Linked DNA regions of Homo sapiens: region 2 is linked to region 1. Evidence: chromatin loops called from intact Hi-C (ENCODE). Cell type or tissue: OCI-LY7. All regions are shown on one strand. Each heading gives the region's core, and the rest is flanking DNA. Links, peaks and the distances in the headings are about the cores only.

The links. Hi-C counts contacts between places; a loop is a spot of excess contacts. Peaks named below come from ENCODE experiments on the same cell type or tissue, not always from the same donor. Only the 100,000 strongest peaks of a DNase experiment are listed, where the experiment ranks them.
Region 2: a loop joins it to region 1, with 2.7 times the contacts of the local background. A loop is called at or near these places in 1 of 110 quality-filtered maps.

What each region holds. Positions count from the first base shown.
Region 1 is chr9:76,553,517-76,569,180 of GRCh38, forward strand. LOC105376093 (a long non-coding RNA gene) reads left to right here and starts at 4,405. Exons shown (of 3, transcript XR_007061584.1): 1 at 4,405-7,349; 2 at 10,862-11,096; 3 at 12,173-12,212. In OCI-LY7, for the core only: no CTCF peak of the experiment used is centred there; DNase peaks (open chromatin) are centred at 8,554 and 9,091; H3K4me3 peaks cover 629 bases; H3K27ac peaks cover 1,360 bases.
Region 2 is chr9:76,406,770-76,422,433 of GRCh38, forward strand. It overlaps a transcript of GCNT1 not described here and the pseudogene H3P32. Among named protein-coding and RNA genes, the nearest start is that of RFK, 20 kb to the left of the region's middle. RefSeq lists enhancers at 1,963-2,012, 10,516-11,097. In OCI-LY7, for the core only: no CTCF peak of the experiment used is centred there; a DNase peak (open chromatin) is centred at 8,062.

The DNA.
Region 1 (15,664 bases), core at 6,587-11,586:
CAGGTAACTTTCTAGTCCTCTGTTCGGAATTCCTTGCAGCAGAATGTGGAGATGTCTAGCAATTGGCTGAGATTTCTTTCTAAGGCAAAGCATGAAAGTGAAGTAGAAGGGAAAGTGTGGCAGAGAAGACAAAGCACCAGGGCTTATACAGAGCCCAAGAGGGCTTGAGATTCTGGCTGGAAAACGCCATCCCTATCATGGAGGGAGAAACAAATCCCCGAGTGTGGCTTCTGTACAGGAAGCAAGAGGCTAGTCGCTGGGGAGGAAAGCCAATAAGCCTCAGTGCCAGTAAGTGCTGTGTTTAAATCTTTACTAAATGCAGTCACGTGTTTTAATGTTGGGGATGTGTTCTGAGAAATGCTTCATTCGGGGTTTCTTTGTGGTGTGAACACCATAGAGTGTAACTTACACAAACCAAGATGGTATGGTATAGCCTACTATACACTTAGGCTATATGGTATCCTAGGCTGCAAAGTTGTATAGCATGTTACTAAACTTAATACTATAGGCAGTTGTAACACAGTGGTGTTTGTGTATCTAAAGATAGAAAAGGTACAGAAAAATATACAAAAGATAAAATATGTACACCTGGCCAGGCACCATGGCTCATGCCTGTAACCCCAACACTTTGGGAAGCTGAAGCAGGAGGATCATTTGAGGACAGGAATTCTAACCCAGCTTGGTCAACATAGTGAGACCCTGTCTCTACAAAAGAAAAATTAAAAAATTAGCCTAGTGTGGAGACTGGGCTACTGGGGAGACTGAGGCAGGAGGATTGCTTGAGCCCACGAGTTTGAGGCTGCAGTGAGCCATGATCGTGCTACTGCACCACAGCCTGGGTGACAGAATGAGATCCTGTCTAAAAACAAAAATACACCTGTATAGGATCCTTACCATGAATGGAGCTTGCAGGTCTGGAAGTTGCTGTGGGTGAGTCAGTGAGTAAGTGGTGAATAAATGTGAGTACTGTACACTACTGTAGACTTTATAAACACTGTACACTTAGGCCACATTAAATTCATTAAAAATTTTTTCTTCAATAATAAATTAACCTCAGCTTACTGTAACATTTTCGTTTTATTAACTTTTTAGTTATTTTTAACTTTGTGTGACTCTTTTGTAATGGCACTTAGCTTAAAATACAAACACATTTTACAGCTATACAAATTTTTTTTATATCTTTATTCTATACACTTTTTTCTATTTAAGAATTTTTTTTTAATTTTTAAACTTATTTGTTAAAAACAAAGACACAGACACACTAGCCTAGGCCTACACAAGGTCAGGATCATCCATATCATTGTTTTCCACCTCCACATCTTATCCCGCTGGAAGGACTTCAGGGGCAATAACACTCATGGAGCTGTCATCTGCTATGAAAAGAATACCTTCTTCTGGAATACCTCCTGCAGGACCTGCCTGAGGTTATTTTACAGTTAACTTTTAAAAAAATATGTAAGTAGAAGTAGTACACTCTAAAATAATGATTAAAAGTATAGTATAGTAAATACATAAACCAGTAACATAGACATTTACTATCATTATCAAGTATCATGTACTGTATATCATTGTATGTGCTATACTTATTTTTTTTCTTTGAGATGGAGTCTTGCTGTATTGTCCAGGCTGGAGTGCAGTGGCACGACATACTATACTTTTATAAAACTAGCAACACAGTAGGTTTGTTTACACCAGCATCATCACAAACATGTGAATAATGCATTGCACTACAATATTATAAAGGCCACAACATCACTAGGTGACAGGACCTTTTCAGCTCCATTAAAATCTTATGGGACCATGTTGTACATGTTGTCTGTCATTGACTGAAACATTGTGTACTTGTTTTGTGGTTAGAGTAAGTCCCTTAATATCTCCAACCCATCATTACTAATTTTGTGCTTGCCATGGTTTGAATGTTCCCTCCAAAACTCATGTTGACATTTAATTGTCATTGTGACGGTATTAAGAGGTAGAACCTTTAGGAGGTGATTAGGTCATAGTTACATAGCCTTCATGAATGAATTAATGCCATTATTGCAGGAGAAGGTTAGTTATTATTGGAGTGGGATTTTGATAAAAGGATAACTTTGGCCCAATTTCCTATCTCTGTCTTTTTTTTTTTTTTTGACAGAGTCTCTCCCTGTTGCCTAGGCTGGAGTGCAGTGGCGCAATCTCAGCTCACTGCAACCTCCACCTCCTAGGTTCCAGCAATTCTTGTGCTCAGCCTCCCAAGTAGCTGGGACTACAGGTGCATGCCACCATACCTGGCTAATTTTTTGTATTTTTAGTAGAGATGGGTTTCGCCATTTTGATTGTACTGTTCTAGGTTGGTCTTGAACTCCTGAGCTCAGGCAATATGCCCACCTCAGCCTCCCAAAGTGCTAGGATTACAGGCATGAGCCATCGCACCCAGCCCCTATCTCTGTCTTGAGTACTAAATTTTACCTTCAGCCATGAGAAAACACAGAACAAAGGCTCTCACCAGATGCCAGTACCAGGCCCTTGGACTTCCCAGCCTTCAGAACCACAAGCCAAATACATTTCTATTGTTAATAAACTGGGTATTCTGTTATAGCAGTAGAAAACAAACTAAGACTGTGCTCCAGAAAAACAGTATAAGGTGTGCCCTCAACTGACATTGTCATCCATGTGGCTTATACGGATGATGCATGCTCATTGTCCCTTTCTATTTTATAGAGTTAGTCTCACTAAATATGTGCTCTGCTCTGGTGTTTGCTGCTGAAGCAGTGTGTGTGTGTGAAGTCAAGAAGCACATAAGTACGTTTTTTAATTGCACAATTAAAGAAATCATTATTTAAAATATTTCTCCTTTTAATTTTAGTTCCTCAGAAGACATTGCTTTAGTCTCCCCTCTTGAATTACTTCTTTTCCTGTGAAACTAAATTTCTTCCTCTATATAATGGGGAATAAATAATTGTTAGCTTGCTTGATACATATTACCTTCTAATAATCAGTAGCTATAATAATAATAATGACAATGACAATATGGGTTTTGTGAGGCTGAAGCCTTTCAAAAACAGAACATACAGAATTGACAGGTGCTGCTACTTTCTGCAGAACAGAGAAATTTTTCCTCTTGGACAGAAGAACTGAAAGCTGACTTGTCTTCCATAAAAACTGTGCTGTTAATGACTTCTCAGCAAAATGGTTTTACCAGGTTATGAACAATTTCTTTTTCTGAATATAATAAGTTTTCACCCCAAACACAATAACTATATACTCAATGAGAACTGTTAGTTTGCCATTATGGTTTTAGACAGACACACTCATTAATTCACTTGACACAACAATTTCTAGTCAGATAACATCACTGTGCACCATGTTTGAACAAACCTACACATTTTGCTTTGCTTAAGTGAGCCAAGCAAGAAGAACGAATGGGTGGTATCTTCTAGGATTCTTCAGACTTGTTATTCATGTATATTATTACTTTGTGTTTCAGAGTAATCTTGCTTTTAGCCTTTCTTTGGTTCTAAATGTGTTATTCTGTGATATTATCTTTTTTAAAGATAATATTTATATTTAGATAACCATGAGCCATAAGAGGTTGAAAAATATGTGAAAAAATTGCTTGAAAAAATGCACATACCAGTGACTTTCACCCACCCTCCTCTGCCACTCACCACATGTTCCCAAGATTTTTCTTCATTAATTTGCACTTGATGTATAGTCTGTATTTATTTACTTTCCATTTATGCTCTATTACTTATTTAAACTTGCTTTCAATGGTCAATTGATGTGCTTTCTATCTCTGGAAATTGCTTAGGTATCTTGCTTTGGTCAAGATAGAACACGTCGTAATTTTCCAATTACAGTTCATGGAAATATTTTTCATATAATGGCTCTCCAGAGCATCAGGGTTTATACGAATGAGTTAAAGTCATTAAGTGAAGGATAGGTTAGAGAGTTAAACACTCTCTATAATGTGATATGTTCCATCAACTCCAAGAGCTGAAAGCCTTGGAGAAGGGAGAAAAGACAAAGAACACATAATTGTCTCTTGACCTTGGGTCAAGACACCACACTCTGGTATTCCTCTTACCTCTTCACATTCCAATTCTTCTCAGTCTCTCATACTGTCTCTTCCTGCCTTTCATGACTTCAAAATATGAGAGCCCCAGGCAGTGGTGTGCTGGTAAATATTTGATAACTGTTTCTATTGGAAGGAGGGGGACCATGATGTGTAGTGTTTGCCAGTTTTCATGGTTCAATCATGTCCACTATGGCTGATTCCAAGCTATTAGCATGATGTCACTGAATGGGGAGTTGAGAAGAGATGTGTTCAATTAGAGGGGCTGATTACTAAACCCTAGGGTCAGTGGTGAGCCAGCTCCAACTCACCACTAGCCTTAGGGTTTAGTAATCAACCCCGCCTTTTAAAGAAAATTTATAGTCATTCCCTGGGTGATCTCAGCAAATTCCATGGCTTTGAATACCATCCATATGCTGATGAATCCCAAATTAGATCTTATGCCCAATCTATTCCATTTGCACATATTCTTATCCAACTGTCAACTTGACATCTTCATTTGAATGTCTAACAGGCATGTGAAATTTAACAGGAGCAAAACAGATCTCTTAATTTCATCCTTCCTTGCCTTTAAGTCTTCACCATATCTCAGTAAATGGCAATATCATTCACCCATCATTCAATTCTAAACCCTCAGAATTACCTTTGACTCTTGTCTTTCTCTCATACTCCATGCCCCACTCATTAGCAGGTTTTATTAGCTGTGCCTTTAAAATTTGTCTCAACTCACACTGATGCTCAACCACCACCTCCAATCTCTGCCACGTAATCTAAGCACAATTTCTCTCCTGTGATTGCATCCCTGCCTCCATTCTGTTCCTCTATAGTCAATTATTTAAAGCAGCCTCAGTGAGCCTTTAAAATGTAAATCATATCCCATCCCTCCCTTGCTTAATACCCCCCAATTAGCTTTTGATCATATTCAGAATAAAGTTCAAACCCTGCCACCTTCCCTAAGCCTTTACTAGTTCATTGGTTTTGCTAGCTCTCCAGTGTCAGCTCTTTCCACTCTGCCTTTTGCTTACCCTGCTTTAGCAGCACTGATCTGCTTACCATTATCAACACACCAAGTTTGTTCTGGGCTCCAGATATTTGCATTTCTTTACCCTCTGACTGGAAATATTTCCCCAAAGCCTCTGCTGTGGTTTGAATGTCCTTGCCAAAACTCATGTTGAAATTTAACGGCCATTGTAATGAAATTGAGAGGTGGGGACCCTAAGAGGTGATTAGGTCAGGAGGGCTCAGGATTCACATTGTTATCATGGGAGAGGGTGTCTGATACAAAAACTGAGTTCAGACCACTTCCCTCTCTTGTCTAATGCACTTGTTTCTGCCTTTTGCCCTACCATCATGAAATGACCCTCACCAGGTAGCCTGGCAGATGCTGGGGCCATGCCCTTGGACTTCCCAGCACCAAGAACCACAAACCAAACAAACTTAAGAACCATAAGCCAAACAAACTTATCTTATTTATAAATTACCCAGTCTGTGATATTCTGTTATAGTGCAAAAAATAGACTGAGACATTCTCTATCTCATATCTTCACATCATTCACCCCATTGAGGTTTTTTACTCAAATATTACCTCGTAAGAGAGGCTTTCCTTGACTGCCACATCCCAAAGGGTCCCTGTTGCCCCCCTCTACCATCCCAATACCTCTGTATCTTCTTTCCATGCTTAATTTTCCTTCATAGCACTTATTTCTATGTGGTTTATATCATTTGTTGATTTTTTTCCATGGGGGCTGGTATTCATCATGTTGAGTGCTAGATTCCTGACACCTATAAAGGTACCTTGCACACAATAGGTGCTTAATACATAATTTGATGAATAAATAAATAAAATGAGAAGTGAAACCATCTACTCCCACACAGCTTACCATCCATATCAGGGGTTGGCAAACTTTTCCTGTAAAGGGCCTGATAGTAACTATTTTAGGCTCTGTGGCCATATGGTCTCTTTCATAACCATTTAACTCTGTGTTTGTAGCATGGAAGCAGTCACAGACAACATTTGAAGGAATGAACATAGGACTGCTCCAATAAAACTATAAAAACTGGGCATGGACCAGATTGGGCCTTTGGGCTATGGTTTGCAAACCCTGGTGTTGGTGAAACTGATTGTACTATTTGGCTTCATGAATATGACCTTATTCCTCCTCTGTCTTCATCACCATGATTTTTCCACTCCAGGAACCTCTTGCTCAGAATAATAAAAGTTGCAAATATCTTTGGAAAAATTTATTTGAATGAACATCATACTGTGGAACCCTTCACTGAATTGTAACAAATGGATTTTCTCTCCAAGACTCTTCAAAATTCTGTCTCAAAATTCTTGCCTTGCTGTGTCTACCAGTCCTAAACTACTATATCTCAAGCTCCTGCAATGAAAAGCTTGCTTTCATCCACACCCTCAAATATCATCAATATTCCAACTTATTTTTCCCTACTCAATGGCGAAGATGGTCAAGGTAGTGATCTCCCTGAGTGCAGTAAGCAATTAACTTCAGTGCTGTGTGCTAGAATTTTCAGAGTCCACCATAGTGAAGGGCTATCCCAGAGGAAGTTATCATGTTGTTTCTGTTGCTTTTGCTATCATGATTGCTTGGCCTCCAAATTAAAGGATATACTAATTCACTCATTCATTAACAAATATATATGTTGAGAGCTTATTACACACATGTCCTCATGCCAGTTAGTCTTGATAGACATGTATAAGTAAAAACCAGGCAACTTTGCTCTGTGGAAATATGATAGAAAAAGATAACCTTTCCTCCAGTGATTAATGACATTTATGTTTACTTTCTGGAACTTTAAAAAATTGTGTCACCAGGGATTTTGACATGGAAAGAAACATTTACTCATTAAAATCGAGAGCTTCTTGGTTTCTTCAGTCTCCTAGGTTCAATAATCCACAAGTCTGCAACTCATAGTGCATATATCCAGGAGTTTTCTGGAGGAATGCCAGGCATGGCTGAAACAGCAATCTTTTGACCATAACTACTGGGGGGGGAAAGCAGCCCTTGCTGTAATCATCGTTCATAAAAACTCTGGAATTTACTTGCACAAAGAGCTCATTGAGAGCTGACAGTTCTGCTACAGCCATTCCTTTCTTTCCAAGGAGGAAGCATCAGAAAAATGAGTGGCCCAGCTTGTGCCATTTCTGCAAAGGGAGTGTTCAAAAGTCGGTGCCTTGGGTATCAGCAGGCTTGGCTTCCCAAATGGGTGGAGGTAGCAGTGTGGTCCTGGGGAGAGTGCCCGAGACTCGAGTCAGGGCCTAACTCTGCCAACTGAGGTGAGTCACTGAGCCATGCAGGGCCTCTATGTCCTTGTCTTGGAAATGGACATGGGAAAACAGTAGCACCTCATTTACAGGAGGCTCGTGTTAAATCAGCCAAGAAGATGGAGATTAAATTGTTGTATAAGTCAGAATCTCTTTACCAGTGCTAGTCGCTGTTATTATTTCATTAAGGCATGGTTAGAGTTGCCATTTTAGCAGTTTTACAAAAGACTTCCCTCTCACCCCACCCTCAAAAGTCTTCCCCGTAGTGCCAGGATTTCTGTCAACAGAAAAGCAATCTTTCTTTATCCTATTTATCCTCTTCTTGTTTGGACTCTTTTAAAATGCAAGCACCTCCCCAAAGGCATAATACATCAAAGTAATTCATACTAACACAGATGTGGCTTCTTGAATGCTTTGTTTCTCTCAGGAGGGATCAGGTGGTTAAGGATGGATAATGAAGAAAAAAAAGATTACTAAAAAGCTAGGAAAAGTCATTTTAAAAAGGAGGAATGCCCACAGAATAACAGAATTGCCTTAGCCTTGCAGAATTAAAAGATTAATGGTTTTTGAAGTGAAATGTAGGCAGGTTCCTTTTATATAAAATAGAAAAAAATCAAAGCTATAGTGGGAGTCTCAGAGTCTCACCCACCATCTCAGCCTCACGCTGATCCCTCTACAGCCCACAGGCCTCTCTGTGGAATCCCAGGGCTCTGAGAACAGTTTGAAAACCACTGCTGGCTTACCCTCCACATTGCAGAGGCAAAATGACCTCCAGGAAGAGAGATGGAAACAGCCACTCTTCTAATCAAGTGCTGGTGGCCCTACATAAGAACAAACTAATAATAATCAACATTTATTGAGATCTTACTAATCCAACGCTCTTTGGCTAAATCATATGCATTATCTGATTTAATCTCCAAAACAACCGTATGGGGTAGGTACTAATTTCCCTCCCATTTTACAGATGAGGAAACTGAGGCTTAGAGAGGGTAGGAAAGTCAGACTGAAGCCAGCTACTCCCTTCTGTCATATTGTTTTTGAAGAAAACTTTTATTTGTCCCTCTCTGCCCCTTGGCACCACAGATGTGATCTAGAATTTCTGTAGAACATATATTTAGATTTCAGTACAAACATACATTGTTTTTAGCCTGGATTGATATTTTAGAAGAGGAAGGAAGAATTTGAATTAAAATAGAAAGTTCTTTTGTGGGTGTAACAAGTGAGTGAGCATACAGGCTTAGGCACATGATGAGGTTCTATTTTCCCCCTATGTTGCCAACTCTGGGTCATTATTATTTTCTTTTCAAACCTAGCTTAAGCTTACTGAGTAAATGAAGAGGGGGAAAGTTGACATACTGCAAATAACAAAATACCCCACTTTAAAATCTGAAATTCATAGCTGGACCTGGTGGCACGTGCCTGTAATTCCAGTTACCCAGGAGGCTAAGGCAGGAGAATCACTTGAACCTGGGAGGTGAAGGTTGCAGTGAGCTGAGATCATGCCACTGCACTCCAGCCTAGGGGACAGAGTGAGACTCTGTCTCAAAAATAAAATGAAATAAAATAAAATAAAATCTGAAATTCCGATGGAAGAATTACTCTGCAAAGCAAAACAACATTAAGTGCTGTTACTGCAAAAAAAGAAAACAAATCTGAAACTAAGCTCATCATGGAAACTTTTAAGTGAACTCTAAAAGAGAGAAAGAGAAGGAAAGAAACCCAATGAATAAGGGCATTCTTCTTTCAGTTTAAATGTGCCAGAGAGAAGTGAAAAATACTTGATTCTCTCACTGGCAGGAACAGATAACCATTTTTGTATTAGTCACCAGCAAAGTCATCATTTACTTGGTTTTAACAGCTTCAGAATTATGAAATAGTAGTATTTCAAGACTCTGAACATTCTGCTTCAAGATGAGCCAGCCTCTCTTAGAGATAGAAAGATGAAAAAAATGGGGCAACTGACAGGCAGGCAGCTCATGCTGGTTTTTGAGTTATTTGTCTCATTCTTGTCTATTTGCAAGAGCTTGTTGCATGTTACAGACACTGACCCTTGGCTTTGGCATGACACATTTTTTTGAACTTTTTTTGTCAGTTGATTTTGTACCTGGCACATTTTTCAGATAAGGGATTTGTATCTGTTTATGTTCAAATATTTCTGTTTTTTTTTTCTCTTAAGTTTGTGGGATTCCAGTCTCTGTTAAGAAGGTATGCCTCATCTCTAGTTTGTACATACTCTAGGTTTTCTTACATGATTTTTTTGTTTTAGTTTGCATTTGAGACTTCATTCTTTTCTTTTCTTTTTTAAAATAGAGATAGGATCTAGCTCTGTTGCCCAGGCTACAGTGCAGTGGCCCAAACATAGCTCACTGCAGCCTCAAACTCCTGGGCTCAAGCAATCCTCCTGTCTCAGAAAGTAGGTGGGACTACAGGCACATGTCACGATGCTTGGCTACATTTAAATTTTTTTGTAGAGATGGGGGTCTCACTATGCAGCCTGGACTGGTCTTGAACTCCTAGCCTCAAGTAATCCTCCCGCCTCGGCCTCCCAAAGTGCTGGGATTGCAGGCTTGAGTCACTGTGCCCAGCTCTGAGCCTTCATTCTTTATGTAATTTATACCATTTTGTATTGTGTGAGACAGAGGTCTACTTTTATTCTCTTTTTGTGACTTGGTAGTTGTGTTAGCATCACTTATTAAGTAACCCATTCTTTTTTCCTTGAGTTGAAATAACACTTTTGTCAAGTGTTAAATTCACACCTGCATGGTGTGGAAGGGACTTGAAAAGGTCCTTCCCTTCTGGGACCCTCACCCCTAGTGGCTTTGATGCCCATCAGAAGATCAGCTGAGGCCAGGCGCAGTGGCTCACGCCTGTAATCCCAGGACTTTGGGAGGCTGAGGCGGGTGGATCACAAGGTCAGGAGATCGAGACCATCCTGGCTAACACGGTGAAACCCCATCTCTACTAAAAATACAGAAAATTAGCCAGCCGTGGTGGCAGGCACCTGTAGTCCCAGCTACTCGGGAGGCTGAGGTAGGAAAATGGCATGAGCCCGGGAGGCGGAGCTTGCAGTGAGCCGAGAACACACCACTGCACTCTAGCCTGGGCGACAGAGTGAGACTCCGTCAAAAAAAAAAATTCACACATATATTGAGATATCTTTCTGGATTCTCTATTCTGTTCTACTAACCTATTTATCCCTCCAAAGTACTATGTAGATTTTATCATAATGCCTTTTAAGGTGCCCTCCCCACTTACTGTTCTTTTCCCTATCTTCTTGGCTATTCTTGGGCATTTATTGTTCCATAACAATATTAAAAATCTTATTGGTGTTTGTGTTAGACTGATAATGTGCCCCCTTCAATCCTTATGATATGACCACTTCCCAGTCCATTGAACCTGTGAATGTTACGTTATATGGCAAAAAGGACTTTGTAGATGTGATTAAAGCTAATTATTTTGAGATGGGGATGTGATCCCAAATTATTCCATGGATTCTAAGTAATCACAAAAAATCCTTATAACAGGGACAAGGGGAGTCAGAGGCAGAAGAGAAGGTGTTGTGATGACAGAAGCAGAGATCTGAGTGACTCACTTTGAAGATGGAGGAAGAGGTCACAGGCCAAGTGATACAGATGCCAGGAGAAGCTGAAAACAGGAGGAAATGGATTCTTCCCTCAGAGCTTCTGGAAAAGATCAGTCTTGCTGATAACTTGACTTTAGCCCACTGAAACTGATTTTGAACTTTTGACTTCCAGAACTGTAAGAGAATAATTTTGTGTTATTTCAGTTACTAAGTTAGTGGCAATTTGTTATAGCAGGAATAGGAAATTAATACAGTGCTGAAGTAGAAGTTATGTTGCATTTATATATTAGTTTCCTGAAAACTGACACTTTTATAGTATTTGTTTTCCCATTCAAGAACATAGTTTCCTTTCTTTTGTTCAGACTCTGTTTTACTTTTTTCAATAAAATTGTGTGTGTATGTGTGTGTGTCCCCATATGGGATTTGCTTTTTCTTGCTATATTTATTCTGAAATATTTTATGTTTTACCATTGTTGTGAAGGAAATATTTTTCCATGTTTCTACTTCTATGTACTTATTGTTAAGATATAGAAAAAGCTGACCGGGCACAGTGGCTCACACCTGTAATCCCAGCACTTTGGGGGGCCGAGGCGAGGTTAGTTAGAGACCAGCCTGGCCAACATGGTGAAACCCCATCTCTACCAAAAAATACAAAAATTAGCTGGGCATGGTGGCATGTGCCTATAGTCTCAACTACTTGGGAGGTTGAGGTGGGAGAATTGCTTGAACCCAGGAGGCAGAGGTTGTAGTGAGCAGAGATCATGTCACTGTACTCCAGCCTGGGCAAACCCTGTCTCATAAAAAATAAAATAAAATAAAATATATGGAAAAAGCTATTAATTTAAAAATATTTATTGTTTATCCAACTGTGTTAACAAATTCTCTTAGTATTTTATTTCCTGTAGTAGCTTTTTACCAGTCACTTGAGTGGTTTTTTGTTTTTGCTTTTGTTTTAACGATCACACCATGAGAAAAACAAAGTGTTTTATTCTTGTTTTCGAATGTTAGTCAATTATTTAATATTGCTGTGTTAATGTGATTGAGATCTCTTCCAAGCCAATGTTTAGTCATGATGATGGTGAGCATTCCCGTGTAGTTTCTGTTCAATTAAAATGGCTTTAGCATTTTGTGCTTTGGGATACTATTGGCTATTGGTTTGGTAAATAGCCTTTTATATTAAACAATTTCTTTAATTCTTATTTTATTCATTAGGTATGGCTGCCATTTTACCGAATAATTTTTTTTTTTTTAGACAGGGTCTCATTATTGTTGCCCAGACTCATCTCAAACTCCTGGCTCAAATGATCCTCCCACCTCAGCCTCCTGTATAGCTGGGATTACAGGTGCATGCCACCATGTCCAGCTTTACTAAATAAATGGTAAGTACTTAAAGATATGATCATACATCCTCCTTCAAAATATGGTGTAATAGATTATACTGATAAACTCTCCGGTACTGAACAACCCGTAATTTCGTGGAAGAAGTCATGGTCTATCTTTTTTTTTGATATGTTACTGGATTCTAATTAGAAATGTTTTATTTAGATTTCTTGAATCTATATTCATGAGCCTGTCTACAATTTTCAATTTTGTCTTATTTTTATCAGCTTTGATTCAGTTTATTTTGCCTTTATAAAGTGGATTGGGGGCTTTTCATCCTTTTCTATGGCTTATAGTAATTTAAGTAAAAGTAGTATTGTCAGTTCTCTAAAGGTTAGATAAAATTCAGCTAGAAATTCATGGGCTTGGTGAATTTTCAAAATTTATATTTTCCTTCTCTTCCCTGACCCAATATTCGACACCTGGGTTTTTTCTGATATCATGTGAGTATTTTCATTCTAGAGTGTCATTTGAATTATTCTTATAAATCTTCCATTTCAAGAGCCCTTGTTTACACTTACCTTATCTTCAGTCAGAATCTCTCCATCTCTGCAATATGTGTATATACATACATGCGTAAAGGTTCGTTACTTACCAATCACTCTTCTTTATCTTTTCTTATATTGAGATTTATAATATATTCTAATTAACTTGATGTTTCATTAGTCTCTTCCTGAGTATTTTCCTCAAATAGAGTGCACTGCCAATATAATGATTTACTCTCTCTTACATCTTCTTGTATTTGTTTTCTTTCACTCTCATCAACTAAGGAAATAATGGCTGGGTATGGATCTCTGGGTAGCAGTCCTTTTCTTTCAGTATTGTGTGAGGATATGTCACTGTTTTTTAGTTTCCAATGTTTTAGGTGTGAGGTTTGATGCTATGCCTGTCTAATATATTTTTTTTCCCATTGTAGGTAACTTGTTATTCTTTCTGGAAGCCTATAAGATTCTCCTTAACGTTAGAGTTCAAGGTTTTTATTAGGATATGGGTAAACGTGTATTTTCTCAGTAACACTGAATTCTAATGACTAATGATGTTGAGCATCTCTTCATGTGTATATTGGCCATTTGTATGTCTTCTTTGAAGTAATGTCAGTTCAAATGTAATACCTCATTTTAATTAGTTTATTTGCCTTTTTACTATTGATTATGCTTTTGTTGCTCATTTGAATCCATGGCTTCCCAACATTTTCTGGATTTCTTTTTTTTCTTTTTTTTTTTTTTTTTTTGAGACAAGGTCATGCTCTATAGCCCAGGTTGGACTGCAAGGGTGCAATCTCGGCTTACTGTAACCTCTGTCTCTCTGGCAGAAGTAATCCTCCCACTTCGGCCTCCTGAGGAGCTGGAATTACACATGTGCACCACCACACCCAGCTAATTATTGTATTTTTAGTAGAGGTAGGATTTTGTCATGTTGGCAAGGCTGGTCTTAAACTCCTGACCTCAAGTCATCTGCCTCCCTCAGCCTTCCAAAGTGCTGGGATTACAGGCATGAGCCACCACACCCAGCCAGGATTTCTTTTATCATAAGTCATCACTTCAGATTTTTGAAGAGAATGTACAGCAAATAATGAGGTTCTGCATATGTCATAGTCATGATGGTCACCAAAGGAGTGATTTTACCCTTTATGTTTACATTTTATCAAGAGTTGAAAAAATGTACTTTATGACCTCAAGGTAGAATAGCAATCTGATATTTGAGGCTGAGTGAGAGGACGAAATTAATTCTCAGAGCTCTGAATTACATTTTGAAAAGATTGCTCTGGAAAGTTCTTGGACTCTAAGGGAGTCAGGGTAGAAGTGGGTAGTACAGTTAGTAGTACAGTTAAAGATCTAGTCTAATAATCTAGCTGAAGGATGAAGGTATTTGGATCATAGCAATCATGGAGAATAGAGCAATGGTGATCTGCTAGAATGAAGAGGACTTGCCATTAGATTGAATGTGGTAAAACAGAAAGACAGGAGTCAAGGAAAACTTGAAAGTTATTGTCTTGAGAAACTGGAAAAATGAAATTTATTTTTTGTTTAAGACAACTTTAGGAGAAATAGTTTGGGGGAAGAATCAAGGGTTCTGTTTTAAACATGTAAAATATGAGATTTCTATTAGATAACCTAATGGGGATATTGAGTAAGCAGCTGGATCTCTCAGCTAGAATTCAATACAAAAGCATAGATTAGAGATAAAAATTTGGAAATAGTCATCAAGTAAATGGCATTTAAAGTCATGATCCTGTGTGAGATGACCTGAGGAATGAGTCTTAATATAGAAGGGAATTGGCCAGGCACAGGGGCTCACGCCTGTAATCCCAGCACTTTGGGAGGCCGAAGCAGATGGATCACTTGAGGTCGGGAGTTTGAGACCGGCCTGGCCAACATGGTGAAACCCCATCTCTACTAAAAATACAAAAATAAGCTGGGCATGGTGACACATGCCTGTAATCTCAACTACTTGGGAGGCTGAGGCAGGAGAATCACTTGAACCTGGGAGGCAGAGATTGCAGTGAGTGAGCCAATATCGTATCACTGCACTCCAGCCTGGGTGACAGAGCAAGATTCTGTCAGAAAGAAAGAAGGAAAGAAGGAAGGAAGGAAGGAAGGAAGGAAGGAAGGAAGGAAGGAAGGAAGAAAGGAAGGAAGAAGAAAGAAAGAGAGACAGAGAGAGAGAGAAAGAAAAGAAAGAAAGAGGGAGGGTGGGAGAGGGAGGGAGAGAGAGGGAGAGAGAGTGAGAAAAGAAAAAGAAAGAAAGAAGAGAAGAGAAAAGAAAAGAAAAAGAAAGAAGTGTCAATCAGGTCGAGGGTGGCTAAGAGGTAGAGTCAGTTGAACTGGAAGTCATGAGTAGAGTTAAGGACTGTTTGGCTGCCATGGTGACCATGAAAATCTAATTGGACTGGGTTCAAGAGAGAAGTAAGGACTTTTTCTCTTCTTTTAAGAACATTTCCTATTATTTTTATTATTAATATTTGGATTTCAAATAATTTTAAAATCATTATCTTAATACCAAAATATAATGATATTCTGGTAGGTTAAGAAGTTAAATGAATGCTGAATATTCAAAACACTTAAATAAATCTGTTATTTGAAGAAACTATAAACACACTTCACTGAACCAAGTGTAAAACAGACTGTGATCTTCTGGAGTTTACCTTGAAATATTTGTATAGAAAAGTGAGTAGTTCTACTCTGAAGGACAGCAAAGAAATGGGGTAGTAATTGGCAGGGATGAGTGAAGAATTTTTTTTTAAGATGGGAACTATTAGAGCATATGCAGTAGAGAGATAAAAATTGATGGTACAGGCCCGGTGTGGTGGCTCACGCCTGTAATCCCAGCACTTTGGGAGGCTGAGGTGGGCAGATCACCTGAG
Region 2 (15,664 bases), core at 5,719-10,718, 150 kb before region 1:
GTGGCTCATGACTGTAACCCCAGCATTCTGGGAGGCTGAGCCAGGTGAATCACTTGAAGCCAGGAGTTAGAGACCATCCTGACCAACATGGCAAAATCCAGTTTCTATTAAAAATACAATAATTAGCCGGGCATGGTGGCTCATGCCTGTAATTCCAGCTACTCAGGAGGCTGAGGTACCAGAATCATTTGAACCCCAGAGGCAGAGGTTGCAGTGAGCTGAGATTGTGCCATTGCACTTCAGCCTGGGCAGCAGAGAAAGACACCATCTCAAAAAATAAAATAAAAAGTCATTCCCATACACAAGGTCATCTAGATTTTCTCCTATGTTATCTTCTAGGAATTTTATAGTTTTGCATTTTACAAAATGATCCATTTTGAGTTAATTTTTTTTTTTTTAGCTTCTGGGTCAGTGTTCTCTATTGCCACACTACTGCACTGCATTTACACTTCAAATTTCTAAAATAGGATTTATATATTATAATAGAGTTATTTTTCTCATTTTGAACTAATTTTGGGCATGAGTATAAAGTCTATGTCTAGATTCTTTTTTTTTTCCTGCATGTAGATGTCCAGTTGTTCCAGCAGCATTTCTTGAACACTCTTGTCCATTTTCTCCTTTGCTCCTTTGTGAAACATAAATTCACTATATTTATTTGGCTCTATATCTGCCTCTCTGTTCTGTTCTATTGATCTATTTGTCCACTTTTTCATCAACACTACTATGTCTTGATTACTTTTAGTAAATCCTGTAGCTTTATAGTAAATCGTGAAGTCAGGTAGTGTCAGTCCTCTGACTAACACTCATGCATGATTATGTTGGCTATTCTGGGTCTTTTGTGTCTCCATATAAACTTTAGAATCAGTTTGTCAATATCACAAAATAACTTGCTGGGAATTTGGTTGGTATTCTGTTGAATCTATAGATCGCATTGAGAAGAACGGACATCTTAACAATATTGAATTGCCAATCCTTGAACATGGAATACTTCTTCATTTATTTAGTTCTTCTTTGATTTATTTCATCAGAGTTTTGTAGTTTTTCTCATATAGATCTTGTACATATTTTGTTAGATTCATACCTAAGTATTCCATATTTTGGGGTGTTAATATAAATGGTATTGATATTATGTTTTAAGTTTCTAATTCCACTGGTTAATTGCTGATATACCAGAAAGGAATCAAATTTTGTGTGTTAATCTTGTATCCTGCAACCTTGCTATACTTATTTATTAGTTCCAGGAATCTTTTGTTGTGGTGGTTTATTCTTATGGATTTTCTACGTAAATGTTCAGATCATCTGCAAACAAAGACAGCTTTACTTCTTCCTTCTCAATCTGCATACCTTTTATTTCTGTTTCTTTCCTTACTGCATTAGTTAGGACTTCCAAGTATGATTTTAAAAGGGAGTGGTAAGAGGGGAAATCTTTGACCTGCTCCTGCTCTGGGAAAGCTTCTAATTTTTCATCATTAGCTGTGGGGTGTTTTTGTAAATGTTCTTTATTCTATTGAAGAAGTTCCCTTTTATTCCTAATTTGCTGAGTTTTTGTCATGAATGGGTATTGGTTTTATCAAATAATTGTTCTGCACCTATTAATATGATCATGTTTTTTTCTTTTTTAGTCTGTTGAAATGATGAATTATTAATCATTAATTTTCAAACATTGAACCAGGCTTACATACCTGGAATAAATTTCCTTGGTCATGTATATAATTTTTTTTTCTTGCAGCCTCAGTTCAAAGGATCTTTTTACACATTGTTGGATTTAACTTGCTAATATTTTGTTCAGAATTTTTACATCTATATTCATGAGATACTGGTCTGTAGTTTTCTTGAAATATCTTTAGTTTTGGTATTAGGATAATGCTGGTCTCATAGAATGAGTTAGAAACCACTTCCTCCGCTTCTATTTTCTTTTCTTCTTCTTCTTTTTTTAGATGGAGTCTCACTCTGTCACCCAGGCTATAGTGTAGAGTGGCACAATCTTGGCTCACTGCAGCCTCTGCCTCCCAGGTTCAAGCAATTCTCCTGCCTCAGCCTCCCAAGTAGCTGGGATTACAGGAGTGTGCCATGACACCCAGCTAATTTTTGTAATTTTTAGTAGAGACGGGGTTTCACCATGTTAGCCAGGCTGGTCTTAAACTCCTGACCTGAAGTGATCCACGCACCTCAGCCTCCAAAAGTGCTGAGATTACAGGTGTGGGCCACCATGCCTGGCCTCTTTACTTCTATTTTCTGAAAGAGATTATAGAAAATTAGTATGATTTCTTTCTTAAATATTTAGAAGAATTCACTGGTGAATTTATCTGGGCCTGGTGTTTTTTGTTTTCGAAGGTTATAATTGTTCAATTTCTTTAATAAATATAGACTTATTCAGAATGTATATTTCTTCTGCATGAGTTTTGGCGAACGTGTCTTTAAGGAATTAGTCTATTTTACTTAAATTATAAGATTTGTAGACATAGAGAGTTTCATATTTCTTTATGATTCTTATAGTGCTCCCAGCATTTGTAGTGATGTCCCCTCTCTTATTTCTGATGTTATTAAGTTGTGTGTGTGTCTCTCTTTTTTTCTTGGTTAGCCTGGCTAGAGGCTTATTGATTTTATCAAAGAAACTGCATCTGGTTTCATTTATTTTCTCTATTGATTTTCTGTTTTTATTTTTATTGATTTCTTTTTTGGACTGTGGGGAGGTGAACAGAGTGTTGCTGTATCACCCAGCCCAGAGTGTGGTGGTGCAATCTTGGCTCACTGCAAACTCTGCCTCCTGGGTTCAAGTGATTCTCGTGCCTCAGCCTCCTGAGTAGCTGGGATTACAGGCGGGTGCCACCATGGCCTGCTAATTTTTGTGTTTTTAGTAGAGACGGAGTTTCACCACGTTGCCCAGGCTGGTCTCGAACTGCTGACCTCAGGTGATCCACCTGCCTCGACCTCCCAAAGTGCTGGAATTGCAGGCATGAGCCACCGCATCTGGCTGATTTTTATTGATTTCTGGTCTAATTTTTATTATTTCTTTTCTTTTGCTTGCTTGGGATTTAATTTGCCCTTTTTTTTTCTAGTTTCTTAAAGTGGAAGCTTAGATGACTGATTTTAGATATTTTTTCCTATCCAATATATGCATTCAATGCCCTAAATTTCCCTCTAAGTACTATTTTCACTGCATCCACAAATTTTGATAAGTTGTGGTTTTATTTTAATTTACTTCAAAATATTTTAAAATTTTTCTTGAGATTTCTTCTTTGACCAATGTGTTATTTAGAGTATGGTTTAATTTCCAAGTATTTTGGGATTTTCTAGCTATCTTTCTGTTACTGGTTTCTAGTTTAATTCCACTGTGACCTGAAATAATATATTGGATGATTTATAATATTTAAAATTTGGGCTGGGCACGGTGGCTCATGCCTGTAATCTCAGCACTTTGGAAGGCCGAGGTGGGTGGATCACCAGAGGTCAGGAGTTGGAGACCAGCCTGACCGACATGATGAAACCCCATCTCTACTAAAAATACTAAAATTAGCTTGTCATGGTGGCAGGCATCTGTAATCCCAGGTACTCTGGAGGCTGAGGCAGGAGAATCGCTTGAACCCAGGAGGCAGAGGTTGCAGTCAGCTGAGATTGTGCCATTACATTCCAGTCTGGGTGACAAGAACAAAACTCTCTTCAAAAACATTAATTAATTAATTAAAATAAAATTTGTTAAGGCTGGGTGCGGTGGCTCAGGCGTGTCATCCCAGCACTATGGGAGGCCAAGGCAGGCAGATTATTTCAGCCCAGGAGTTCAAGACTAGCCTGGGCAACATAGCAAGACCTTGTCTCTATTTTTAAATAATAAAAAAAGTTTAAAAAAATAAAAAACTAATAACATTTTTTAAGGTGTGTTTTAGGACCCAGAATGTTATCTATCTTGTTCCATTTGAGTCTGAGAAGAATGTGTATTCTGCTGTTGTTGGGTAAAGCAGTCTAGAAATGTCAATTATACCCCATTGATGGTGCTGTTGAGTTCTGTTAGAGAGATACTGTAGTCTCCAAGTATAACAGTGGATTCATCTGTTTCTCATTGTATTCCTATCAGTTTTTGCCCCACATATTTTACAACTTTGTTGTTAGGCACATATACACTATGGATTGTTATGTCTTCTTGAAAATTGAGCCCTTTATCCATTATATAATGCCATGCTTTATCCCTGATCATTTTCCTTACTCTGATGTCTGCTCTGTTAGAAATAAATATAGCTGCTCCCACTCCCTTTTGATTAGTGTTAGCATGGAATATCTTTCTCCATCCCTTTACTTTTAATCTATATATGTCTTTACATTTAATGTGGGTTTCTACATAGACAACATATAGTTGAGTCTTGTTTTTTAATCCACTCTGACAATCTCTGTATTTTAATTGGTATATTTAGACCATTGATATTAAAGTGATTATTGATATAAATGGATGAATATTTACAATATTTGTCACTCTTTTCTATTCATTGTCTTTATTCCTTGTTCCTGTTTTTGACTTCCACTTTTTCCCTGCCATTTTGGGGGTTTTTTTTGTTTGTTTTTGAAATTTTTTATTATTATTTTTTGAGACAGGGTCACACTCTGTTGCCCAGGCTGGAGTGCAGTGGCATGATCATGGCTCACTGCAGCCTTAACCTCCTGAGCTCAAGTGATCCTCCTGCCTCAGCCTTCCACATAGCTGAAACTACACATGTATGCCACCATGCCTGGCTAATTTTTGTATTTTTTGTAGAGATAGTATCTCACTATGTTGCCCAGGCTGGTCTTGAAATCCTGGGCTCAAGCCATCCACCTGCCTCAGCCTCCCAAAGTGCTGGGATTATAAGTGTGACCCAATGCACTCAGCCCATTTGTGATTTTACTTGAGCATTTTATATGATTTCATTTTCTCTCCTTTTTTAACACATCAATTATACTTTTTTTTTTTTTTTTTTTTTTTTAACAGAGTCTTGCTCTGTGGCCCAGGCTGGAGTGCAGTGGCATGATCTTGGCTCACTGCAACCTCCACCTCCCGGGTTAAAGCGATTCTCCTACCTCAGCTTCCTGAGTAGCTGGGACTACAGGCATATGCCTCCACACCCAGCTAATTTTTGTATTTTTAGTAGAGACAAGGTTTCACCATGTTGGCCAGGCTGTTCTCAAACTCCTGGCCTCCAGTGATCTGCCCGCTTTGACCTCCCAAAGTGCTGGGATTACAGGCATGAGCCACCATGCCTGGCCAATTATGCTTCTTTTAAAAAATAATTTTTTGGTTGCTATACAGTTTGCAATATACATTTACAACTAACTGAAGTCCACTTTCAATTAACACTATACTGCTTTATAGGTAGTGCAAGTACTTTATAATAACAAAATATTTTTAAGTCTTCCCTCCTGTCTCTGGTATTATTGTGTAGTGCATTTCACTTAATGAATGCTTATATTTTCTTAGTGAGCAGAAGCATACATAAGCATAAGTGTATGTATATACACCCAATCAAATACATTTTGCCATTATTATTTGAAACAAAATGTTATGTTAGACCAATTAAAAATTTTTTAAGTTTTTATTTACCTTAACTTATTCTTCTCTGATACTCTATCTTTCCCTATGTAGATCCACATTTCTGACCTACATTATTTTTCTTCTATGTGAAGAATTTCCTTAATATTTCTTACAAGGCAGATCTACTAGCAACAAATTTCCTTAGTGTTTGTTGGTCTCAGAAAGTCTTTATTTCTACTTCACTTTTGAAGAAGAATTTCACAGGATACACAATTCTAGTTGGGAGTTTTTTTCTCTCACCACTTTAAATATTTCACTTCACTCTCTTTGTAGTGATTTCTTACAATTTTATGTTGCCTCAGCATCCATTTTGAACACAGGTTTAATTTTCTCATATTGGAAACAGGGCTTAGTCACCCTTGACACAGCTTCTGGTTCTCTACTTCATCCCAGTTCCTCAGTGGGGTTGATCCAGATATCTGCTTTATACGACTGCTTCCTGGTGACCACCTCCCTATCAGACAGCTAGATACAACCTACTTGACTCACCTTGCTGAACCCCCTACTGCACTGATTGTGCAGATATGCCACAGTGACCACTTCTCAGTCACAGCATGATTTCATGTACTTGTATCTACTTCCTCTAAACCCACTAATTAGAACTTCCCAAGGGAAACCTGCCTGGATAATGCCCTAGACCCCAATAAAGTCTTCAGCCCATGGGTTCCTCATTCTCTCTCTTGCTCCTTGCCTGCTGATTGAGTGTACACGTCCCAAATAGCTCCCTACTTCCTGTTGGCCCCATGGGGCATGCTGCTGTCTTCTCTCTGGGATCTGAAAGTAATATACTGCTTGTGTTATTTCATGTTTTGTTTGAATTACTTTCTTTGTGTCTCAGCTGAATGACACATCTAAACCTAACTTCTTTCCTGGCCAGGGCTTTTCTGAAGAATGGCTATCTTGGTAGAAATAAACTGGACACAGGTCAGACAAGAGCCATAAGGATATCTGTCACTATAAACAAGTTTCCTGTGAGTGGGACACCTGGTCACAGGTCAGACACTTAGACATCCAGCTGTTTGTCAGGCTAAAGAAGTATCTCATGAAAGAAACATTGTAAATATTCACAACCAAATCTCCTGGAGCCATGTGAGAGAGGACAGGAGTTTACTGCCATTCTCCAGAAAGAGACCTTAAGATGAAATTACAGAAAAATAGAACACTCTTCTTGCTTGTGTGGTTTCTGAAGAGAAGTTGGTTGTAAATTTTATGTTTCTCCTCTATAGGTAAAGTGTTTTTTCCTGTGGCTTCTTTCAAGATATTTCTTTGTCTTTGATTTTTGGCAGTTTGCATATGATATGCCTAGGGTTTTTTTTGTTTTGTTTTGTTTTTTTTTTTTTTGTTTTTTTTTTTTTTTTGGCATTTATCCTGCTGGATGTACTCTGAGCTTCCAGCATATGTAGTTTGATGTCTGACATTAATTTGTGGAAAGTCTCAGTCTTTATTGCTTAAAATATTTTTTCTATACTTTTCTGTCTTTCTTCTCCTTCTGGAATTCCCATAACATGTATGCTACACCTTTTGTACTTGTCTCACAGTTCTTGGATATTCTGGGTTTTTTTGTCCAGTCTTTTTTGTTTCTCTTTGCTTTTCAGTTTTGGAAGGTTCTATTGACACATTCTCAAGATCAGTGATTTTTTCCTCAGCCATGTGCAATCTACTAATAAGCCCATCAAAGGCATTCTTCAGTTCTGTTACAATGTTTTTGATTTCTAATATTTGTCTTTGATTCTTACTTAGAATTTCCATCTTTCTGCTTATATTGACCATCTGTTCTTGAATTCTGCCTACTTTCTCAATTAGAGCCTTTACTATGTTAATCATAGTTGTTTTAAATTCACAATCTGGTAATATCAACATCACTGCCATATCTAGTCTGATTCTGATGCATCCTCAGTCTCTTCAAATTCTGTTTTGCCTTTTAGTGTGCCTTGTCATTTTTTGCTGAATGACACCTTTCAACAAAACAACAAAAAGTACACCTTTAGCGATGTGCTGGTAAGATTTGAGGGGAGGAGAAGCATTCTATGGTCCTATCGTTACCAGAAAGCAGTCCCAGTCCAGACCCCAAGAGAGGGTTCTTAGATGTCATGCAAGAAATAATTCAGGGTGGTCCACAGAGTAAAGTAAAAAGCAAGTTTATAGAGAAGTAATGAAACAAAAGAATGGCTATTCCATAGGCAGAGCAACCAGGGGGCTGCTGGTTGACTATTTTTATGGTTATTTCTTGATTAGATGATAAACAAGGGGTAGATTATTCATGAGTTTTCCAGAAAAAGGATGAAGAGTTTCAGAAACTGAGGGTCCCTCGCCTTTTTAGAACATGTAGGGTGATTTCCAGAAGTTGCCATGGCATTTGTAAACTGTCATGGTGCTAGTGGGAGTGTCTTTTAGCATGCTAATGCATTATAACGAACATATAATGAGAAGTGAGGACAACCAGAGGTCACTTTCATCTCCATCTTGGTTTCGGTGAGTTTTGGCTGGCTTCTTTACCACATCCTGTTTCATCAGTAGGGTCTTTACAACCTCTGACGTGTGATACCAGTCCTGTTCACCTCCAGTCTTATCCTGTGAATAAGAATGCCTAACCTCCTGGGATGGCAGCCAAGCAGGTCTGGGCTTTATTTTACGTAGCTCCTATTCAAGATGGAGTTGCTCTCCTTTAAATGCCTCTGGCACTATAATTAGGTCTTAGGCATTTAGTAAGCCTTTATGTGCCCTTTAGCTGTGAACTTTTTTTTTTCCTTGAGACAGAGTCTCATTCTGTTGCCCAGGCTGGAGTGCAGTGACACGATCATGTCTTACTGTACCTTGATTTCCTAGGCTCAGGTGATACTTCCACCTCAGCCTCCTGTGTAGCTGGGGCTACAGGCACGCACCACATACCTGGCTAATTTTTGTATTTCTTGTGGAGACAGAGTTTCACCATGTTGCTCAGGCTGGTCTTGAATTCCTGGGCTCAAGCAATCCACTTGTCTCAGTCTTGGTAAGTATTGGGATTACAGGCATGAGTCACCACACCTGACCTTGACGGTGAACTTCACATACTGTCTCTGCCCCTTGGATTTTTCCCCCCACCTTAGGTGGGACAGGATGGCTAGTGGAAGCTGGAATTAAGTCTCACATATTTGTCAGAGTCCTATGCATACATATGTAATTAAGATGATTTTTCTCTTGTTAATTTATCATCTGTCAATTTAATTCATGGCCTAGCCAAAGAACCTAGAAGGGTAGAGGGAAGCCATTTCCCCTCCCATGAAAAGCAAGAGTAGAGCAGTGTGTACAGTTTTCTATTTACATAACCAGATATAAAATGGGATTCTATCTTTGTTTTAACAAAGCATCAATAAAATAATTATTCAATGCCAAAGCACATGTGAAACAGATCTTCCACATGTAGAATTCACAAAGAAAGTTATTGACAACTAATTACACAATGCTTGGGCCCCCTCTATCCCCAGAAAACACAAGAAAAACCCAAAACCCTGAGACTTCCTGTTTGTCTTTCCATTGTGATTTTGTATGGTGTGCCCACAAATCATTATTCAATGTTTTTTTGTTCCACTGCCAAGATTGCTCTCATGCTTCCTGGTAATCACAGGGGCTGAAGCAGCAGCCAACTATTATTGATATGGACAGGAGGCAGGGAAATACTGAATAGAAGAGGGCAGTTCCCTGGCAAAGGCCCTACCCACAAGCCTGGGCCCACAGCCCTAAATGAGAACTTCACATCCCTGTTTTCCCACTCCAATGTTGCTTTTTCCAAAACTGCCCTGGCCCATCATACCCCCCATCCCATACCCATAAAAACCTCAAATTCCACTTACAGACAAGCAGAGTGTCATGGCAGAGAAGGAAAGAAGAGAAGAAGCATCTGACTGTCGAGATGAGTTTGGCCAGGGACGGCTGAACTCCAGGGGGAAGATTATCTTCCCACTCCATCCCCTTTCCAGCTGCCCATCCCACTAAGAGCCACCTCCTTCACTCAGTAAAACCTCTGCATTCACCATCCTTCAAGTCCATGTGACCTGATTCTTCCTGGATGCCAGACAAGGACCAGGATACCAAGAGGGCAGAGAGTAAAATGCTGTCGTGCTGACTCTCCTCTGAGCCAGTTAACACTTAGCCATCCATGAATGGCAACTGCTAAAAGAGCATTAATTGTAACACACCCCTAGATGCTGCCATAGGGCCAGAGCCCAGAAGTGCTTGCCCCAGCCTTGGCACCTGCTTGCCTGCACGCTCCCCCTCCTGCAAGGGGTTTGAGTGGGGGGCTGAGTAAGCGAACCACACCCCTGTTGCAAGTCCCACGAAGGGATCCAGGGAACTCTCCAGTCTCACTACGTATTTAACTAACACTATGGCATAAATTCTTCTTTTAATTTTAAGTTTTGAATAAGATGAAAAAGCTTTTTTGTGATACTTAGGAATTAAGAAGATATGATCTGGCTGGGTGCAGTGGCTCACGCCTGTCATCCCAGCGCTTTGAGAGGCTGAGGCGGGTGGATCACTTGAAGTCAGGAGTTCAAGACCAGCCTGGCCATCATGGTGAAACCCTGTCTCTACTAAAAATACAAAAAATTAGCTGGGTGTGGTGGTGGGCACCTGTAATCTCAGCTACTTGGGAGGCTAAGGCAGGAGAATCATTTGAACCTGGGAGATGGAGGTTGCAGTGAGCCAAGATTGTGCCACACTCCAGCCTGGGTGACAGAGCCAGACTCTGTCTCAGAAAAAAAGAAGATATGATAAAAAATGTGTCACTTATCTGCCTTAAATCTAAACAATGAGTTAAGAAATGTTTTCTTTGAAATAGTTTATAGTTATTTATGAAGCTCATGAAATTATTTGCTTTAATAACTATGGGTGAAATAAATGTAATCCTACCTCAGTGCCTTCTTCAAAATTATAATTCAGAGGTTATGGACATAAAAATGCCATCTCCGCAGTAAATGAAGTTGACAAATATTCAACAAAATGTGCCCTAGTCTTTTTTTACCCACCTGAGTATGTATCACAATGTAGTGTTGGAAGGAAAATTTTCCTCTACCCACTAGTTTCAATTGCTTGGGGGCCTGAAGATTAACTGACAATAGATGGATGAACAGAACAAGAATTATTTATACATGCACTCATTACTCAGTAAGGAGTAACTGGATAAGAAGCCAGAGGTAAATGTTTTTACGTCAACTGAACAAAACAGGGAGGAGTTAAAACTTCAAAGGGGAAGAATGAAAGGTACTGTTGGCTTTTCTGATGTTAATAGCTAGCTGAATTCACACTTCAGTATTCTCCCAACAGGAAACTCCTTTGGTGGGTGGGGGAGCCAAAGGCATCTGTATTTTCAGGAGGCCCTGCTTAAGTTTGGATAATGTTTATTTCTGTAGCTGCTGGTTGTACAGGCATTTTCAGTTTAAAATAATTTTCATATCACTTTTGTAGGCCATTAATTTCTTCAGTAATTTCTCAGCAACTCATAGCACCCCAGTAAGATCATGGCAAAGCTCACACATCACCCACCTGTATGATTGTAGAGGGGCCAAGGGAAAGCGTCCGTCATCCTGTTAAGGGTTTGTTGAAAATTGTTGATGAAAAGAGTGAAACTTTGTAAAATATTTAAGAGATTTATTCTGAGCCAAATAGAAGTGACCATAGCCCATGACACAGCCCTCAGAAGACCCTGAGAACATGTGCCCAAGGTGGTCGGGGTACAGCCTAGTTTTATACATTTTAGGGAGACATGAGACATCAATCAAATACACGTAAGGTATACATTGGTTCAGTCCAGAAAGGTGGGACAACTCCAAGTGGGCAGAGAGGGGAGGAGGGGTTCCAGGTTATAGGTACATTTAAAATATTTTAGATTGGCAATTGGTTGAAAGAACTACTATCAATAGAAAGGAATATTTGGGTTACAATAAGAGGTTGTGGAAACCAAAGTTTTATCATGCTGAGAAAGCCTCCAGGTAACAGACTTTGGAGAAAACAGATTGTAAGTGTTTCTTACTAGACTTAAAGTCTGTGTTGATTGTACATGCTGGTCAACTTTTTCTGAATTCCAAAAGGGAGGAGGGTATAATGAGGCATGTCCCACCCTCTCTTCCCATCATGGCTTGCACCAGGTTTTCAGGTTAATGTTGGAGTGCCCTGGCTGAGAGGAGGGGGTCTATTCAGACGGTTGGTTGGTGGGCCTTAGAATTTTATTTGTGGTTTACAAAATGAACTGACAAAAGGCAGATTAAAAAGCAGAAAAAGGCATACAAAATTTATTTAACATGCATAAACATGAGGGAATTGCAGGGGTAGGATTACCCAATAACCCAAATGAGGTCCAGTTGCTTACATACTCTTGTTCACAGGGGAAGGGGAGTTGAGGGTGTAACAATTTTGAGGGGCAGCAAATGATTTTTAGGGGAAATGAATGAACCTGGGAGACAGGAATTAATCTGTAAGTTATTCTCTTTAGAATTTGAATGAGCCTGAAAGGCAGACATTGTTTTGTGAAAAAATTCATCCAGGTGTGGTTACATTACTCAGTCTTCTTTTCTGTGATAGGTAATGAGATTTCGGAGAGGGGATGGAAGGCAATTGTGTTTTCTTTGTGGGTCCAGTCTTAAAGGTGATAAAGGAATATCAGAGAAGAGCCTCATCCTGTGCCTTGGGAGAGACAAAATGTTAGTGGAGGCTGGAGGGGGGTGTCAGAGAGACCTCGAGGCTGCTTCTTTTAGTTCAGTATACCAAAACACCATATTTTGGGGTATCACTTTTCTGAGTCCCAACATTGCCTCCTCTATGGCTGCATAATCTGTATAACATCAACAGTCATTCTTTCTTTCGATTCTCAGTGCTTAATCCCTTATAGCCCCCATCCCAATCATCACCATCTTATTTACATGATTATTGGCTGTCACAATCCCCCTCCAGAATATACACTCCATGACAACAGACTTTGTCCATCTTCATTACTGTGTCACCAGAGCTAATACCATGTCTGGCACAGGGTTGTTACTAAATACATATTGGTTGGTAAAATAAATGGAAAATAAATAGTTTAAAGTGTAAGCTGGGCGTAGTGGGTCATGTTTGTAATTCCAGCACTTTGGGAGGCCAAGGCGGGAGAATCGCTTGACCCCAGGGGTTCAAGACCACCTGAGCACCATGGCGAGACCCCCGTCTCTACGAAAATTAGCCAGGCATGGGGTGTGGCTGTAGTCCCAACTACTCAGGAGGTTGAGGTGAGAGGATCCCTTGAGCCCAAGATGTCTAGGCTGCAGTGAGCCAATATCATGCGACTACACTCCAGCCTGGGGGACAAATTGAGACCCTGTGTCAAAAAAATAAAAAAGAAAGAGAAAGGGAAAGAAAAAATGTAAAGCAATGTTTCCATCTGGAGCAGTGGTGGAGATCATACTGCTACATTGTGACTTAACAGAATTGAATCCTGACATAAAATGTACTGTCTAAAAATAACATTTACTAAATAAGTTGAGCAGCCACCACACAGTTGCTACTCTCTAACACCAGCACCTCTATCTTGCTGAGCTCCAGCCAAAGAAGGAAGGTAAGTCAGGAGGTGTCTCCTACTTACCATGGCTCCTACAAAGCTGGCACCCGGAAAACATCTGGCTACAAATGCCTTTCCCAAGAGTGCACCCTCTACTGGAGAAATGAAGAAACCTTAGCATTACAGGCTTGATACTGTGGCACTCCATGAAATTAGATGTTATCAAAAGTCCACCAAATTTCTGATTTGCAAACTTTCATTCCAGTACCTGATATTAGAAATTGCTTAGGACTTCAAAACAGATTTGTGTTGCCAGAGCACAGCTATTGGAAGCAAGTGAGGTCTATTGTAGGAAGCAAGTGTGGTCTATCATGTGGGACTTCCACCCTGGGTGCTCTCTGTATCAAATGTGTAACAGTGTTTTTTGTTTGTTTTTATATTTCATTTCTATTTATATTTTTAGAGACAAGGCTTTGCTCTGTCACCCAAGCTGGAGTGCAGTGGCGTGATCATAGCTCACTGCAGCCTTGAACTCCTGGGCCAAGTAATCCTCCTCCCTTAGCCTCCCGAGAAGCCGGGATTACAGACACACACTACCAGGCCTGGCTAATTAAAATAAATTATTTAGAGAGAGGGGTCTTGCTATGTTGCCCAGTCTGGCCTTGAACTCCTGGGCTCAAGCAATTCTCCAGGCTCAGCCTCCCATTTAGCTGGGATTGCAGGCACAAGCCACCACACCCAGCCCAAAGTATAACAGTTATGACTAAAGACATCCAGCTAGCATGCTACATAGATTGAGAATATGTTTAAGAATCTACTATGGCTGAGTGTGGTGGCTCACACCTGTAATCCCAGCACTTTGGGAGGCGGAGCCAGGAGGATCAATTGAGCTCAGGAGTTTAAGATCAGCCTGAGCAACATAGCAAGACCTCTTCTCTACTAAAAATAATTTTAAAAAAATAGCCAGGCTTGGTGGCATGCAGCTGTGGTCCCAGGTACTTGGGAGGCTGAGGCAGGAGGATGGCTTGAGGCCAGAAGTTCAAGATTGCAGTGAGCTAAAATCACACCACTGCACTCCAGCCTGGGTGACAGAACAAGACCCTATCTCAAAAGGAAAAAAAAAAAAAAAAAGAATCCACTATGAAAGGAAACATTTCATTCTCAAAACAAACAAATGAAAAATCCTCTCATCTTCCTGTTAGTGGTGGTTCTGAATGTTTGATATTTTTTCCTCATGGGGTCAAAAAGTACCTAAGTATATAAATGCAAGTGGAAAAATAGGGGATAGAAATCAGATATTGACAGTTTTACCATTTTCACTTGTGTGCGAATTGTTAATATGAATGTGGAAATATAAAGCACTGAGGCAAATCAAAATGTTTTATTAAACAAGTGTCAGCAATTCACCTTTATAACAATTATAAATAAACTTGTTAGATTTTCCTGGACAATGCCAGCATTTGGATTTTTACAAATAAGTAAATGTTGGCTGGGCACAGTGGCTCACACCTGTAATCCTAGCATTTTCGGAGGCCAAGTCGGGCAGATCACACGAGGTCAGGAGTTTAAGACCAGCCTGGCCAACATTGTAAAACCCCATCTCTATTTAAAAAAAATACAAAAATTAGCTGACCATGGTGGTGTGTGCCTGTAGTCCCAGCTACTAGGGAGGCTGAGGCACGATAATTGCTTGAACCCAGGAGGGAGGCTGAGTGAGCCGAGATGGAGCCATTGCCCTCCAGCCTGGATGAGAGAGCAAGGCCCTGTCTCAAAAAAAAAAAAAAAAAAAAAACCACAACAAAAAACAACCCACACAATTTAATGTCTTATTGATGGCAACTCAATTTGTTTGTAGGTTGTTTTTTTTTTTTTTTTTTTTTTTGGAAATGGTCTCACTTTGTCATCCAGGGTGAAGTGCAATGGCTCAATCACAGCTGTCTGCAGCCTCCACCTCCTGGGCTCAAACAATTCTCCTTCCTCAGCCTCCCAAGTAGCTGGGACTACACATGCAAGCCACCACACCCGACTAATTTTTGTGTTTTTTGTAGAGCCAGGGTTTTACCGTTATGTTAGTTCATTCTTAGGCTGCTATGAAGAAATATCCAGGACTGGGTAATTTATAAAGAAAAGAGGTTTAATTGACCCACAGTTCTGCATGGCTGGGGAGGCCTCAGGAAACTTACAATCATGGTGGATGACACCTCTTCACAGGGCAGCAGGAGAGAGAATGAGTGCAAGAAGGGGAAACAGCAGAAGCTTATAAAACCATCAGATTTCATGAGAACTCACTCACTGTCATGAGAACAGCATGGGAGAAACCACCCCCATGATTCAATTATTAATACCTCCCACCGGGTCCCTCTCACGACACATGGAGATTATGGGAATTAAAATTCAAGATGAAATATGAGTGGGAACACAGCCACACCATATCAGCCATGTTGCCCAAGATGGTCTCGAACTCCTGAGCTCAAGAGATCCACCCGCCTCGGCCTCCCAAAGTGCCAGGATTACAGGTGTGAACCACGGCACTCAGCAGTAGCATCTTAATCTACGGTATATTTCATCCATTCACTATGCAGATAGATAGTTCTTGATTTATG